Regions from separate parts of the Mus musculus genome. Here region 2 is linked to region 1. Evidence: chromatin loops called from intact Hi-C (ENCODE). Cell type or tissue: left cerebral cortex. All regions are shown on one strand.

Region 1 (2,500 bases):
GTGTGGATGGATGGTTGTGCTGTTAGGAATGGAGTGACAGTAGAGAATGTACCTGAAACACAGGAAGTCCCAGACGGGTGACCAACGGTTCTAGGTTGTGAGTATACAACCAGATAAAAAATTATATAGACAAATGCATTTTATTTATATTTATGGTGAGCTCACATGAGGGGCAAATGCAAATAATTTCTGAAACCTCCTATCACCCCTTAGCTGTGAGAGTTACCCCTGTTTACACAGGAAGCAAGGGATTTCCTCAGCATGCATTTTCCCTTGACTTCTCAAGTTATTTTCTGTGAAGCTTTCCCGTATGAGTGTTAAACTTCTGTGCTGTGTGTTCTTCAGAAATACCAGGTGTATACATGTCAGATTTCATAGTTATTTAACTCTTACCCTTTCCGTTGCTTTATCGTGTCTGACAGGTAGCTTAATACCCTCTTACCTCCTTTAGTTCTCATTGTCTCTGCTAACTGTGCTCATTTATTTCTGTTTTCATGCTTCATTCCTTTCATTTAGGCTATTGCAGAAATCCTCTTACCAAAGTCAAAGCTGTCCATAATTTACCGACTATGATAAGATTGCCGAATGATATTATCTAATTTATCCTAAAATATTCCTTTGGATACAAATTCTTCATCAGTTTTCAGATTTGTTCCCTGCCCCCTGTCCAGCCCCACCCCTGCCTCCCCGCCTATTCTGGTGCAGTTTGTGGTAAAGGAAGGTCAGAGCCATGCCTATGCAAAGTCCACAGCAAGCTATTGTGATAATTAAGCTCTGAGTGTGGAAATGTCAGGGATCTGCTGGATGAAGGTTCTTTCCCTCCACCTGGATAGGCAAGAAGCTTTGCCATTTCCAGTCCTGGCAGCTTTTGCTTCCCTGCAATTATCCTCAGTGACTGCAGAAGAAGCAAGCCAAGGGACTATTTGGGAATCAGCAGCAATTGGCGCCCTCTAGTGTTCAGTCATTGGGCAGACCTCTACTACCAGTATCCTCAGCTCTCAATACAGACCCCATGGCTCCTGACCTTTCTGCCTTTGGCAGAAACCTGTGTTACAGCTCTCTCAGCCCCGGGTCTAAGACCCTTGTGCATGAAGACTTGGTAGCTCTCCAGGACTCTTTCTGGCAACAAGGACCCGAGATTTCTCTCCTCTCTCTCCTTACAGCCCTTTATGCTTTTTCAACCTCAGCTCTGCCCTCTTTGTCCTCTTTCCCATCTTCCTTCTCGCTCCTTCCCTGACTGTTCACAAACCAATCAACTGCTGCTTCTTCAGCTGTCCAGCAGCAGCTGCCTTGCTGTGTCCCCAGCACGACTGCCTACACTCAGCGGTCCCTGCCTCTGCTCTTCTGTGTCCTGTGCTGTGTCTCTGCTCTCGGCCCTCCCTGCTCCTACTTCCCTAGTGTTACCAGTTCAGCCCGAACCACTTAGAGAAGGCATGAAAAGACCTCTCTTCTGCTTCCGGGTGCCACACGTTCTCCACCATCACATCCTGCGTCTCCCTGAGCTCGGGAACAGCTTTAACAAGGGCTGAAAATTCTGAAGCTGGGCCAAAGACATTCCTCCTGCTTTAAGTTTTTCTCTCAGCTAACACACCCTGGAAAGAAGAAGAAAACGGAAGAGGAAGAGGAGGAGGAAGAGGAGGGAATATATTTCCAGATATCTGTAATATTCCTCTGAAGCATTCCAGCATGCAGAACAATGTTGTCACGACTCTAGTTAGCAGTGTGAACCTGGACGAGGAAGGAGCAGGACAAAAGTCTCATGTAATAGCCAACTTTACTTGGAGCATCAGACAGTGTATGTGTATTCTGAGGGTTGAGCAAGGTCTTATGAGCAAGGCTCACGTGAGTTGAAGCTACATACAATCACAGGGCAAGGTGTATTCACATGAGTTCCGGCTGTGTACAGCTTCGAGGACAGCCCATGCTTGGGAACATCATTTGAAGTGAGCTAACGGTAATCTGAAGTCAACCCACTCCTGTGTACTACACTTGGGAGCGGCACAAAAGCACGTTCCAAGAACAACGCTTTGCTTTGGAGGGCTGAGGTCCCAGGACGCTTGTCCTGTTCTCCTGGAGTCTTCTCATGAGCAATCTGGGTTCTCACCCATTGTCACTCATGGACTATGGACTGACAAACAGAGCGTTGATAGTCCAGAGTGTCTGATCAATAAACAAGGTTTTTAACCTTTCAGGCAACACAACCCGTGTGCCTCCAAACAGGAAGCAATCAGGAGAACTGGATGTTGTCCAAATAATTTATCTTTTGAGCCCAGAGCACTGGGAGGCCAGGGTCCTTCCCCAGCAGAGGGGCAGAGGGTCGTTGCTGTCTTGGGGGTCCACAGAGGTTATCAGGAAACAAGATGATATCAGGAGGGAAGGGGAGTGAGTCAGGAGATGTGCAAGGGAATCGCACAGCTCTGACTGACGAGCACCCAGCTGCTTCTTTATTCACACAGGTTCCACAGATCAAAGGCAGACAAATGATTACCCAAGTGCTACA
Region 2 (2,500 bases), 150 kb before region 1:
GGTCTTCACCCAGCTGAAGCAGAGGGTGGCTGAGTAGTGATTTCTGGGGTGGGGAAGGGGGAAGTCTTTCTTCAAGTCATGTCTGAGAATCTCTCCTTGACTTTGGGTCGCCACTGTCCTGTCTCAGGTGAGAGGCAGAGTCTTCAGTGACTGTCCCTTCCTTTGCACACCATCAGTGTACCAAGCCCCCTGCCCCCCCCCACCCCCCCCAGCCCATGCATGTAACTGAAGCAGCCACATACTAACGTGATTCTCACCCATTTTTGCCCGGAGTGTAGGTTAGAGGGTTTAAAGCAGGGCAGAGGAGGGACTGGGTACTGAAAAAGACGTCTTGTTTAATGCTACAGAGCTCGTTCACTGGAGGTTTTATTTGAAGCTGTAGCCTGCATCCATGGTACCTCAGCACAGACAATACTTCACCGGGTCCTGAGGACTTGGGTTACTGCTTTTTAATTCTAGCAAAGACATTTTAAACAAACGCATGAATACAGAGAGAAGATCCCGGGGAATGCCCCAGCACCCTACGTACCGCTACAGCTATCAAATTGAAACCTCCCTCTTCATCCTTAAGCGTCATTCACACTTTTTTTTTTTTTGTTTGTTTGTTTTTGTTTTTCGAGACAGGGTTTCTCTGTATAGCCCTGGCTGTCCTGGAACTCACTTTGTAGACCAGGCAGTCCTCGAACTCAGAAATCCTCCTGCCTCTGCCTCCCCCTCTTCCTCCCTCCCTCTCTCCCACTGTGCTGGGATTAAAGGCGTGTGCCACCACGCCCGGCTTTCATTCACATTTTTTGCAACGAATTCCAGAGAGTAGGTCTTCCTCCTGCCCCTGACCCCCCTCTTCCTCCCTCCCTCTCTCCCACTACCAGCTTCCTTAAGGAGAAAGTGAGATAATCTAGACATTCGGTGAAATGAAGATCAGCTCCGGGCTGAGAAGTCAGGGAAGGAGGAAGGAACTGGTCTATTATAAATTTGTCAGGGCTCTGTGTTTCCGATATGAATTGAATCTCCTGCAAAGACTCTGTGCTGAGGACAGCCGTCTCCCTCTAGCTCCCCCTTGCGGCTGATTTCCTCTAGGTCGAGGGGGAGGGAGTCAGGGATAGGAAAACAGAATGGCTCTTGCCCCCCCTGCTGGCTGCCCGCGTGGATGACAGGAAAGGCCCACAGCAGGGGTGCACCTGGGAGGACGTTTCTTGGTTTGCGGTTCCTTCAGGAACCACCCCTCCCCAGCCCCTCCCCCCCAGCAGACAGGCAAACGATGGGACACGGTGTGAGGAAGGGTCTCCTCAAAGTTTTAGCCCCCGTCTTATCTACAGGTCTGCAGGGCTCCAGGGATGGCAAGGCTTACAGCGGGCCACAGCGGGCCGCAGCGGGCCAATGCCCACGAGGGCTAGCACTGCACGGTGCCAGGAGGAGCAGACTCCTGCTGTGTGTTTCTGGCATCCTGCATGACAGACACCAGTGAACCCATCATCCCTTTAAATGGAAACTCAATGGCAGAGGCTAGTTGTCCTAGCAACTGCAGGACAGAAGAGCCTTTGTCGGGGCTGGAGAGATGGCTCAGCAGTTAAGGGCACTGACTGCTCTTTCAAAGGTCCTGAGTTCAATTCCCAGCAACCACATGGTGGCTCACAACCATCTGTAATGAGATCCGATGCCCTCTTCTACAGTGTACTCATATAAATAAAATGAATCTTTAAAAAAAAAAAAGAGCAAAAAAGAAGAGCCTTTGTCACTGGCTGTGGCAACACATGCTGGTGACCATGTCCTCTTCTTCCCCCCCACCTCCCACTCTCCTTTAGACATGCAGGCCCCTAGTAGCTGTTGAACTATTGGGTTTGTCTTTATTAGAGAGACTGTCTCTGATTTATCAGACTTCACAGCAGAGAAGAGAGATCTGCGGAAGGAGGCAGCTGTGTAAATAGAGCCTGGATGAGACTGGCCTGGATCACCCTAGGCACTGTGGTCTCCCAAGTGGGATCTCAAAGATGGCATAGTCAAATATGGCACCATGGTGGGGACGTACTCCCAGCCTTGTCGCAGAGCTGTCTGGGATTTGAAGGCAATAATTATCTTTATTTTCAGTACTTGCCTTCTTTATGTTGGCTCAGACAAGTACTGTAGGGCATTTGAACAGGTTTCCTCTGTGGTCCGCTCTCTGTAGGGGACTCCACTGAGTCAGCTTGTTTTCAGACACTGAACAGCACGGAAAAGTTGACATGTCAGTTTGTGAACACAGAGGATCTGGAATGAACTTTGCCGTGCCACACTCTGTACCCTCAGTTCGAGATGGGAGGTGACAGCTGATAACTGTTACGAAAAGGCATTCTTGAGGCCAGCATGTGCCTGGGACTCAGCTTGGCTTCTGAAGACCATGAAGTGTGGCAAGCCTGACACCGACATCCGAATCTCTTCCCAGACCACAATGGGATTCATTTCTTCCTAGCTCTCAGGTGTCCATGATTTGAAGGCAGTACTGCCCGTTACCCACTCCAAGATT

Evidence for each region. A loop is a pair of places that touch in the nucleus more often than their neighbours do. Peaks named below come from ENCODE experiments on the same cell type or tissue, not always from the same donor. Only the 100,000 strongest peaks of a DNase experiment are listed, where the experiment ranks them.
Region 2: it touches region 1 in a loop (2.1-fold over the local background); 1 of 42 quality-filtered maps calls a loop at or near these places.

The regions. Positions count from the first base shown.
Region 1 is chr6:128,629,259-128,631,758 of GRCm38, forward strand. No RefSeq gene overlaps it. Among named protein-coding and RNA genes, the nearest start is that of Klrb1a, 7.6 kb to the left of the region's middle. In left cerebral cortex, a CTCF peak has its summit at 943 (motif pointing left); DNase peaks (open chromatin) are centred at 933 and 1,330; H3K27ac peaks cover 242 bases.
Region 2 is chr6:128,478,865-128,481,364 of GRCm38, forward strand. All of the region lies in intron 2 of Gm10069 (predicted gene 10069), which reads left to right. Among named protein-coding and RNA genes, the nearest start is that of Gm10069, 41 kb to the left of the region's middle. In left cerebral cortex, a CTCF peak has its summit at 1,089 (motif pointing left); a DNase peak (open chromatin) is centred at 1,079; H3K4me3 peaks cover 254 bases.